Linked DNA regions of Homo sapiens: region 2 is linked to region 1. Evidence: chromatin contacts called from ENCODE Hi-C data. All regions are on one chromosome and are shown on one strand. Each heading gives the region's core, a stretch centred on a gene start or an enhancer-like site at or near the end of the contact. The rest is flanking DNA. Distances are from core to core; before and after follow the strand shown. Region 1 has its middle 170 kb from the start of SCHLAP1. Region 2 has its middle 52 kb from the start of LINC01934.

What was found. Hi-C counts contacts between places; a loop is a spot of excess contacts on that map. Pooled maps may share reads with other maps.
Region 2: a loop to region 1 is called in a map of endothelial cell of umbilical vein, with 4 times the contacts of the local background. The contact joins two enhancer-like sites. A Hi-C loop is called at or near these places in 4 of 168 maps with a recorded cell type or tissue (PC-3, PC-9, endothelial cell of umbilical vein and 1 more) and 2 of 50 pooled maps.

What each region holds. Positions count from the first base shown.
Region 1 is chr2:180,518,270-180,523,867 of GRCh38, forward strand. No RefSeq gene overlaps it. Among named protein-coding and RNA genes, the nearest start is that of SCHLAP1, 170 kb to the right of the region's middle. Within about 2 kb of position 3,107, at least 2 of the 41 ENCODE cell types and tissues checked have a DNase peak (open chromatin) inside an H3K27ac peak, as active enhancers do; they include PC-3, where a contact is called at or near this core.
Region 2 is chr2:181,068,800-181,075,115 of GRCh38, forward strand. No RefSeq gene overlaps it. Among named protein-coding and RNA genes, the nearest start is that of LINC01934, 52 kb to the right of the region's middle. Within about 2 kb of position 1,457, at least 2 of the 41 ENCODE cell types and tissues checked have a DNase peak (open chromatin) inside an H3K27ac peak, as active enhancers do; they include PC-3, where a contact is called at or near this core.

The DNA of each region.
Region 1 (5,598 bases), core at 1,857-4,356:
TTTAATCTGATATGATATTAACAATTTTATTAGTTAGTGTTATATATCTGAATTTGGGTGTTTGAAGGGCTTAGCCTTGCTATGGGTTGAATTCATCTGTTGAAGTCCTAACTCCTAACACTTCATAATGTGCACTTATTTGGAAATAGAGTCATTGTAGAAGCAGTTAGTTCAGTTAAGATGAGGTTTTACTAGAGTATTATGGTCCCCATTGTCTAATATGAGTGGTGTCTTTAAAAAAGGGGGAAATTTGAGCACAGAGGAAGACATGCGAATAGGGAGAACATGCATGTGCAAAGACAGAGATGAAGGTGATGCTTCTACAAGCCAAGAAACATCAAAGATTGCCAGCAAGCCACCAGAAGCTCAGAGAATGGCATGAAGCAGATCCTCCCTCACAGCCTCAGAAAGAACCAACCCTGCTAACACCCTGATCTCAGACCTCTAGCCTCTAGAACCTTGGGAAAATACATTTCTGTTGTTTAAGCCACTCAGTTTTGGTACTTTGTTACAGCAGCTCTAGCAAGCTAATACGTGCTCCTAACATTTCTGGGAGGAAATAACATCACTTATCTGGCTTATGAACTTCTCTTACCCCATTCATACCCCTGGTACCATCCTGGTTGGCCTCCTCCTGGGTTTCTGTCTCTTACTTCTGCCAAAAGTTCAACGAAGGTGGAGAGGCAAGGTTTATTTGCTGTGCCCCTACATCTGCTTGGGTCTTAAATCTTAGTTCTATTCCTGTGAAGCATTACAACAGTGAGCATGGAGCTGGCCACATGCACATAATTGTGTCACTTAGCCTCTGTGTTGTTAGTTGACCAGATTATCTAGTTTAACATATTATGAACACATAGGACAATAAGGCTATGATAAGAAGTAAATATTTGTGTGGCTGTAGGCAGCGGTATATAGTAGCTATTATTTACAGGCACAGAAATTAATATGGAAGAGAAATATATTTTGCTATTTAAAATAGCATTAACCCTAGACACTTATGATCACTTCATTATGAAGTTAATTAATAAAAGCACTGTAACTTTTAGGGGCATCATTTTAATGATTTATTTATATGGACTTTCACAATTAAATATTTTATTCCCTGTTTATAGACCATGATTATCTCTTCACACAGTAGTTTTGTCTGCTTACAACAATGATTTGGATTCTCTTGAACTCAGACCTTGATGAATCATTCTCCTAGCTGTTCTCTGTAGGAACTGAGTCATCACAAAGAGTATTTGTTCATGAAAGGGCATAAGTCAGCAAAGGGTGTTAACTATTTTGGGATCACCTTTCTGAAAATCTAAGAAAAGCTAAGGACTCTTCCCCCTTAAAAATGAAAATTGTTTATTTTCTATGTAATTGCAAGTGTTCACAAGAAACATAAAGTTTATAACTAAATTCCCTAGAATTCTAAGGGCTCCATGTTAAGAATTCCAAAACAATATCATCCATCCTCATTCATATGCCTCTCAGGGGAGAAAAGGGCTGTTTTCCACCCATGAAAAGAACAGGTAACGAAGAACTGAACTGATAGAATCAGCATCTCAGAAAAGATTTTTTTTTTAAACTAAGTATTCAGATTCTCTAGTGGATGTATCCCAAGGAAAAACAGCCACATTTCTCAGGATGGATCTTAGCAAAAGAGACTATTGTGCTTAATTGGCACCAGGAGTGGATTTGGTCACACACTACTTCCAGCTTTTATCTCTGAAGTGGTGTATATTCAGTGGATCCACCTGTCCAGCATCAGCTTCTCTTTCTTCTGATGATAATACCCTATCTTCCCTTTTGAGGGCCCAGTCTTCTCTAACTCGATTCATTTGGTTCAGTTATGGCTGAATCCATCTCAGCTCCAGAGTTTGGCACATAATTGAAAGCTGGCTTGTGAGTGTATTCTACTTCATGCCTATAGTGATTGGTTCAGGGAAGGATCTTTGAGCTAATCTGGGGACTTGTGACTTACATTCAACTTTTAGGTCAAAGAAACCCTCTCAGGGTAGCTAGGCTGTTAGGAGTTAGTCCTGGAGCTGCTGGTGATCTTTTTGTCACACATGAAAGAAAGCATGTCTACTAGTAATGCCATGAGAGAACAGAAAAGATCCAGGAGATGGCAGCCCAGTCCTGAGGGTATCATACCTAGCTGTGTGGAAGAGAACCACTCTGCACCTTTCTCCCCAGAAGCTCAACCCAGGAGGCTGACCTGTGGAGACCACATAGAGTGCCTCTCTGGTTTTCAGATGGGGTTGGGCACTGGGAAGCCACAGCAGAGGTGAGGTGAGGGATTTAATCCTCTGGGTCTCTCTATAGGGTTGTCTCAGGCTGGCTCTGTCAGACTCTTTTCAGGTTCTGGTAACTTCTTCCTCTCATATCATTCGGCTTATAGGTGGTAACAGCTCTTCTGCTAACCCTGGGTTACTGTTCTAGCTCATTTTCATTCACTACTCTCATATCTTCACAATGTTTCTTGTGTATGTAAACTGTTCTGGTTATTTTAATATAAGCGTGCCAGCTGTTTCCTGTTGAGACGCCCAATAATACACCAGCCTTGCCTGAAATCAGCTCAACCTTAGACATTTCATATACGTGAGCATATACATTCCATTTTTTGTTTAATCCATTTTGTGAAGTGTTTCTATCACTTGCAACCAGAAAGAGTCTTGACTAATACAATCTCTCTTAACCCCCTTGGGCCACCTCGTGCATTCTACTTGGGAAATAATTGCTTTAGAAACATGAACAGACACATTATGGGAGCTAAAACTCACTTAGGTTGGAATGTAATTTTCAAACAAATCCATCATGCCACTCATGATCTATTAATCCTTGTCCTGTAGAATTCAAGCAACCACGTTAAAAAATGTGACCCCTACTGCCTGTAGAATTTCAACCAAATTTTTATGCACACAAGTTTCTAGCACATGAAAGTGGTATGAATCAGACCAAAAACATACTTGTTCCAATTAAAAGGTGTGAAAAGAGCAAAGAGAAATGGCCTTTTATATTTACTCAACTCAGCAGCTGAGCAGTTCATTAGCAAATCCTGAAATGCACGTAGGTCATAAGCTCCAGGAATGTGAAGACTGTTTTATAAAGCAATCTTAGAAAGGCAACCTTTAAGTCAAAAGTACTATTCCCTGGTGAGGTTTATTAATTGAATCATTTGTTTACAAAAGGTGAACGTGGCTCTAAGTGACAGTACTGTTTGCACAGTGGCACCAATATTAGGAAAGCTTATGTGTAATGCATTAGTAATGTAGAAAAAGATGCTGCCTGAGTCAGGGGTATTTGTTTAGCACATTGACATCCAGCAACTCCCTGAGCATGAATTGAATTAACTTATTAAAATTTAAGGTAGTCTTTAAAAATATTGCTAATGAGTACAGTGAAGTCAGGATATTTACCACCTTCTCAAACTTGCCAGAGATTTAATGTGAGTCCTTGGCTGAATAATGGAAAAGGTTAAAAAAAAAATGGTGTGGGAGGGTGTTCAGTTCCCCCGTTTTACTTCTTTACTTCTTCTAGAATCAAGGTGAAATTTTACTAGATTTGATTTCTGGAATGAGGACTTAATAATTGTTGTCAGCAAATATTTTCTTTTATTTCAATTACAATTCCTTGTAGAGAATGTAGCAGGAGGAATAAATATACTGATTAAAGTTATCCTTTAAAAAATTTAGTTTTGCCTCATCACTCACCAGTCGTTTTAATTTTCAGTAAACCAGCTCTGAGGTTGAATGAAAAGTTAACACATTTTGATTATTTGACTCCTATAAAATACAGAAATGTTTTTTTATATGTGGAGATAATTCTATGCCCACTGAAAGATGTTTTCCCTTTCATAGAGAATGCCTTTGACAGACCATGCAGGTAGATGTGACTAACTCATAGTGGACTGTGTGTGGAAGAGAAGCGTGCTGTTTTGTGCGAAGAGAAGCAGGCTTACCTTTTCTTTTTAGAGAGCTAGATCTAAATGATAGCGAAGTCTAGGGCCTCAAAAGGAAAGAAACCTAGATCATTGCCTGAATTACTGAGTGGAGGTGAGATGCCCAACAGTTACATCTACCTTGGACTGTTACATGAGCAAGAAATAGAATTCTTATTGCACTTGAGCCATACATATTTGGCCTTCATGTTTTTAAATGTACATTTGGCCTTCTCTAATGAACACATTATACCTTTTAAATCAGACAACCATGGGCCATCTAAGTCTGACCCCACCAGGGAGATAAAACTCCAACATCGATAATAGGGCATAATTACCCGGCTGAACTAGATCCAGACACTGACAGTGTAGAAAATATTCCTCTCCCTCATTCCTTCTGCATGTTCTAAGGTTATGTATAGAAGCATTTGTTTACCAACTAAGGGAGGGGGGATGGTTTTAGCTAAAAGTAAAAACCAATAGGAGAAAGAAGAGGATGGTATGAGGTCTGTTCTCTGTGGGAACAGTGGTTAGGCTGAAAACAACTCCTTTAACTGTCTAGGCACAAGGTTTGGATTTGAATTCTCATAAATGGAGGAGAGAATTAGAAACAAACAGAACTGTTCACCACTGGCCGGAAACTTGATAAGATGATAGATCTAAGTAGTTCTGTTTGGGGCCCAGGAGACAAGACCTGACCAAGAGTTTAAAGGATAGCTAATCTTCCTGCCTCTGTCCAGAATTTAACACTAACCAAGGGTAGCTTTGGGAACACCTGTATACAGGATACTTGGCCTAGACATTGTCATTCTCAAAATGGCACCATCAACAGGAGTAATAGGCAGAAATCAACTGCCCTCCCTGACACAACACTAATGGCTGACAATATTTGCCCATCATTTTTCGGATGTCAAACACTGTTGTAAAAGTTTTATAGATACAGGTTTTGAGTACCCCTAATCTGGAAACGTGAAATCTGAAATGCTCCAAAATCTGAAACTTTCTGAGTACTGACATGATGCTCAAAGGAAATGCTCACCGGAACATTTCAAATTTCTGATTTTCAAATTTGGGATGCTCAAATGGTTAAAATAATGCAAATATCCCAAAATTCAAAAAAAAATCCAAATTTGAAACACTTCTGGTTCCAAGCATTTCAGATTAGGGATACTCAGCTTGTATCTCAACTATTCCTGGTAACATTACAATGAGGTCGTAATTACTAGAGAGGTAGGGAGGTAGTATTATTTCTGCTTTATAAATCAGGAAATGGATACAGAGATTGAGTAACTTGTGCAGTGCCATGTAGCTATGAGTGACAAAACTAGGATTCAAATCCAGCGAGTCTGAATTCAGAGCCTGAGTTTGTAGTTGCTGTACTATACTCCTCTCTACCCCACTATCCACAGGGAATGAGTTTCCCAGAAGCAAGGAAGCCTATTACTAAAATAAGCTTTCCAGTCTTAAGAGATCAACAAGCCCTTCTAGAAATAATCAGAAACACTTGGAGAGGGGATACTACATGGAATTTCAGCCAGGTAGAGGCTGCAAATCATAATTTGGGCAAAAACATAAACACCACCCCTTTCAGTAGTCATGGTCTTGTGAGTCTACGGTACTTCTGCATTTCATTAACTTATCCGTTCCTCTCTAGGTCACAGTCAATATGA
Region 2 (6,316 bases), core at 207-2,706, 550 kb after region 1:
TCTACAAAGTGATGAAGAAGAGTATTAATTTATGAGATAAAGAGTATGAGGGGATAACACTGTAGGGCTTTCACTGGCACCCCTTACCTGATTCCTTTATCATCGTTTGAAGAGCACTTTTTAGCCCTCTGCTAAACTCTTGCTGTGGTCACAGAACTCTCAAATGGTGAAGATCATTTTAAATATGCATGAGACACCATGTTTTTTCTTCCATGGTTATTTTTTTTTAAGGACATATATAATGTTTTACTTGTGTATGTATATCATCTCAATTATGAGCCCCTAGAAATAAGGGATCCAATTTATTTCATTCAGTAAGTTATTAGTTGTGTACACTGGAATATTGGTTTGGGTGCTTAGGATTAGCAGTGAATAAAATACACGAAAATTCCTACCCTTATGGAGTTTACTTTCAATTGCTAGGAGACAGACCAAAAAAATTTAAAAGTGTATATATATATGTGTGTGTGTGTGTGTGCGTACGCACACATTCTCACACACATATATGTATGTTAGATGGTAAGTGTTATGGAGAAAAACAAAGTAGGGAAGGGAAATAGTGTGTGCAGTGAGGGAGAAAGAAAGGGGAGGTTGAATTACAGTTATAACAAGGGTAGTCGGGGAAGACCTCACCTAAAAAATGAGTCAAGAGCTGAAGATGGTGAGGAATAAGCCACATAGGAAAAGAGTCCTACAGGCGGAGGGAATACCAACTGAAAAAATCTTGTAACAAGAGCATGCCCAATGCATTCAAAAGGTAGCAAGTGCTTAGGAGGGCTGGAGCAGGTGAGCAACTAGGAGAGGAATAGGAGGCCAGGTCAAGAAGATGACAGGTGGGCAGATCACATAGGGTCTTGTATTTCATTTTAAGGAGTTTGGCTAGTATTCTAAATAAGATGGGACACCACTGGAAGCTGTTTTTAGCCAACGAGCAACAGGACATGATTTATTAGAATCTGATCAGTCAGAGAAAAACTTGCTGTGGGGCTAAGGAATTGGGAGCAGGGGGACCAGTTAGGAGGCTAATGCAGTAATCCAGGTGAGAGATACCAGTGACTTCAACCTGGGTGGTGGCAGTGTAAGTAGTAAGAAAAGGTCAGGTTCTGGTTAAAAATAGAGCTAAGAAGATTTGCTGATAGATTGAATATGTGGTGTGAAAAAGGAGTTAGAGTTTAGGGCCTGAGCAAACTAGTAGGCTGTAGTTGTCATTAACCAAGGTGAAAAACTCGAGGGTGAAGCAGGATAGGGAGAAAGATTATGAGCTTAGTTTTTGACAGGTTAAGTTTGAAATGCCTATTAAACATCCAAATGGAAGTGCAAGATTGGATATACAAATTTGGAATTCAAGAGTTCTGGGCCAGGGATGTATATTTGTGACACGTGAGTGTGTAGTTGGTATTTATAGCTGTGAGACCTATGATCACTCACTCAAGGGAATGAGTGCTGCTAGAGAAGAAAGAAGCTTAGGCACTCCCAGCATTAGGAGGCTGAGGAGAGATGAGTCAGCAAAGTAATCCAGGAAGGAACGCTCAAGAAGTGAAAGGAAAATCAGGAGAGTGTGATAACCTGAAAGGGAAGTAAAAAGTTTCAAGGAGGTGGGAATGATCTACCCCATGAGAGACTACTGATAAGCCAAATAAAATAAGGACCTAAATAGCCATTAGCAACTCAGGAGTCCTAGACACTGGTGACTTTTATATGCAATTTTGTTGGAGCAATGAAATTAAAGCTTGATTGAATAAAGTAACAAGGAATAGAGAACTTGGAGACTCCTGACAATTTTGCAGTGAAATAGAGAAGTAGGGAGTAGTTGGAGTTTCTTTAAGATGGGAGAAATTACAGCATGTTTGTATATTGATAGGAAAGATTAGAGAGGAGGAAGTGGATGGTGTAGGGGAGGAGGAGCAGTGTCCTTGAAAAAGTTATCTGCTACATAATTTATTCAGGGTGTTTTCAAAGTTCTGCACTACCTTGGACATCTGTCTTTCTCCCTGACTAGAGCAGAAGCTCTTTGGGAAGTGCAGCATCCAGCACTTACAGCAGCATTGTCATTCACCAAATTCTTGAGTTCCCCTAGATAAGCAAGAGGGGATAGGATCTAGTACAAGTGAGGTGTTTGGCCCTTGTTGTGAATTTGCAGAGGACATGGGCATAGGTGAGATTGGAGGGTAGATGTGGTTCGTAGGAAGTTCTTTGGTAGCTTCTACTCCTCCATGAAACGAGATGTTATTGGCTGAAAGTGAGAATGGGGAGACGACAGTTCATACATCTGTGTGACCCATTAATGTCCAGCAGAGTAACTAGTCGTTTGTGGTCAAGTGTAAAAATGAATGATTGAGTTGTCTATCTGGATGAGCCTTTCGTTTATTTCATAGTTAACATGTTAATGAACATGCAATTAAAACATCCATATCAGCTCGAATGGCTCCTCTTTTTCATCAGGTATGGTTTAGCAGTTGTTTGAATCTTTAGCACCTTAATTTTTGTTTCATTCAAGTGATTTTCCTGAAGTCATTGAAGAATCTACCTTGACACCAATTTTAACTAGAGAAATTCAATTATTTGCTGAAAGTTAATACTGCTTTAAATGCTGGACACAAAAATAGTTACGCTGTGTTTCCCAAAGAGGTCATCATGGTCTAGTCAGGAAGAGGGGTGTCCAAGGTGAGTTACACAGAGCTTTGGAAAAGCCTCAGTGGATGGTGTGGCAGATGACGTCCCTGAGTTTGCTAGAGGAAAAATGACTCTAGAAAACTGAGTATTCTTCCCTGTTCTATTTTATGGATGTGGTGGTCAGAGAAGGACATAGTGACCAATTTCTGTGACCCTCACTTCCACCATTGGTCCCGTGGCAAGACTCAGTTACAAGCCTTCTCTCCCTTTGGATTGTACCTCACTCAGGAAGTACGGAATTTGAAGATCAGATTTCATTTCCAGAAAATCCATAAGGCAGTCACAGCTTATGACCAAGGCTCACACCTTTTTTTCTGCTTACCTTTCCCTGCTATTGTCCTGACTTCTTGCCTCCCAAGATTGATATGTAAGAAGTGGGGCCATTTTTTTGCTTTTCTCTGAAAAACTAGTCAGCAAAGAGGTTGGAATTTTAATTGGTTTAACTACTTAACTTAGAAAGCCAAGAGTTAAATACTTAGAAGTGAAACTTTTTTTCTTTTCCTGATTGGGTCTTTCTGAACAATATTTTTGCTGTGATTATTGCACATTTAAGCCCAACTGTACTTTTTATCTGAAAAAAAAATAGGATATGACTCTTAACTGTCGTAAGCAGATTACAATAATATTCTTTAGAACACGGGTGTCTAATCTTTTGGCATCCCTGGGCCACATTGGAAGAATTGTCTTGGGCCACACATTAAGTACACTAACACTATAACGGTAGCTGATGAGCTAAAGAAATGGCCCATGCATAAATATCATAATGTAAGAAAGTTTACTAATTTGTGTTGGGCTGCATTTAAAGCCATCGTGGGCTGCAGGTTGGACAAGTTTGCTTTAGAATATTTCACATTTAGAGTGGTAGTTGCTTTCTTTTTTTCTTATTTCTGAAGGAAGTCATGTCTTGATTCTGTTCTCTTCCTTCCACTCCTACTGTCTCATTCAGGCCCTTGGTTATTCCTTATCTAAAGGAATCTTTTAAAAGTTATCCTCTTGTTCATCCAAACAACACCAACCCATTCTTCACACCACTATCACATTAATCTTCCCAGAGTAAACTGTTTATCAGGACAGTCCCTGCTTCAACTTCAGTGGTTGTCTGTTGTTTACTGAATAAACTCCACACTCCACTTTCTGTCATTACATCAGTGTACTCCCTGGATGAAGCAGCATCTATTTCAGTAGCAGCTTCGGATGCATTCATTTCCTAGTGAAATACCAGAGTCACTCTTACCAGGGGCAGCAGTTCCGTATATCACTGAAACATATTTCCTCAGAGAAAGTGATAGTGACTCATTGAGAACATTTCCTTAATTCACCAACTCTTCTTCAAGGTTTTCTGTTCATAGGACTACAACTCTTTGATGCCCTGACGTTTTTATAATTTTACTACTAGCAGTTGAATGTATTGATGCATGTAACCTTGTTGCTAGCCATGTTAAGTTTCAATCAAGCATCAGAAAATGGTTTGCTTAAGATACTTGGCTAGGCACACCAGTATTTTAAATGTGAATTGATATACTTGGTGCTTCAAGACAGATGGTGCATTGCTTCTGTGCCTAAGAGCATTTGGCAGTGCTGAAATTGAGCCTTCTGTTCGTTCAAAATAATTCACTGATGAGTGGGCAACTTTATACTTTTTTGAGGGTTTTTTTTTTTTTTTTTGCTGAATTCGAGTATTGGAAGTGTTTTAGCTTACATGTTAGCTATATGTAAGTACCTTCAAAAAATGACACTACAGGCATAGGCAAGTACATAATCGGGATAAGTACTGTATATCAGTTTGACATATGGTGCCACATGTTTTTATTTTTATTATAGTGATATGTTTCTAGTAAGATTTACAAGATATTTGACCCTTCAACAACACGGGTTTGAACTGCACAGGTCCACTTAATAATGCAGATTTTTTTTCAAAATGTATCAGAAAACTTTTGGAAATTTGTAACAATTTGAAAAAACTTGCAAACCATGTACCCTAGAAATATTTTTTAAAATAGTTATGTCATGAATGCATAAAATATATGTAGATATTAGTCTATTTATGTGTTAACCTACTTCGTTATCAGACTCCTGGTCCACTGTAGGCTACTACTTTTGGGGAGTCAAAAGCCATGTGTGGGATTTTCCACTGTGTGGCATCACCCCCCTGTGTTGCTCTTCAAGGGTCACCTGTTTGGCCACTTTGGCCACATTTAAACATGGGCCCAAACTTTTCAGATTTAAAGTTAACAGACTGATGTTAGTTAAGCTCAGAGGGAAGGCTTTTCAATGAAGTGAGTTTAAGAGATCAGAGAATTTTAAATCTCATGTTGGTCACCTTTCCTGTTTCATGTTGTTAATACTTCTCCTCAGGCACCTTGCTAAAACAGCGTTTTCTTATTTAAGGCCTGGCTGGACTATTGCCATGAATAGTATCTCTGAAGTCTGTATTTAGAGAATAGCATCTCTGAAATCCTATATATTGTTAACTAAAATTAGAAATCATTTGTATTTCTTTTGACTTGCAGCTTGTTAGAGGCTTCTTAGTCATTAGCTAGAAATGTATTTTTTCTCTTCATGTATTTTCAAAGAAGGATTTATGTAACCATGTTGTCATTTGGGAGGCACTGAGTGTTAAATATCATAGGATGCCAGAAGCCCACAAGAAGATAAGAACACTCCAGTGAGGACCTCTGAAGAGAAACAGCAAAAGCATCTCCATCCTGCACTGAGTTGTGGGTTATTATTGTCATGGAGGTGAATAAAGGATGATTTAGGAGATGGTACTATAATGTGGAGGAAACATCCAGCCCATTTATGGTTCAGGAAAAAGGTTTACTCCTTTGAGCTTGGTTGGGTTAAAACATTGTATTGCCTACTCTCATAATGCTGGAAGTATAAAGAGATCAATAAAGTTTCCTCAGATTCTGTAAGTCAGACTTGGCTCTATTTTCTTAACATTTCCAGGGAAGTCAAGATCACAAAAAGTGGTTGATTCTGGTGGTGGGAATATTGATATTGATTCTATAATATTACTGTAAATTCTTTCTCCGAGATTAAATATATTGTGCACAAGTACTCTGACCACATCTCTAGATTCATTTTATGTAACCTGCTCATGGACTGATCTTTGAATAGCCACCTCTTAGAATCTGCAACTTTGGACATGTCTGGAAGACTCATTTCCTGTCTAGGACCTGGCAGCATGTCCTGGGAAAATGGAATTAGAAGACCTATTTAGGAGGATACACAAACACGTGCCCCCTCCCCCCTGCAAACAACTAGTGAATTATCTGAGAATCACTGGAATCTGCTTCTTCTGCACTGTAGGGACAGCAGCCTTAGTTCCAAAGTTGGGATCCTGCTGGGAAATCTTTAAAATCACCATCTATAGAGCATACCCAATAAAATCTATATTACACTTATACAAAAACTAATTACCAAGGGTTGGGGCCTAACACATTTTGACACTTTCTCTTGAAAGAAATGAATATGGAGATCACAACTTTTAAATGTTAGTTATATTTTTGGAGTAATTATAGGTCATTGATTTATCACAATAGTTTTTTAGTGAGTAAAACACTTCAATAATAATTGATATTTTAAATCTGACTTCTGGGTCTTTAGAATACTGAATTCCAGAGCCAGAATAGTTTAATTA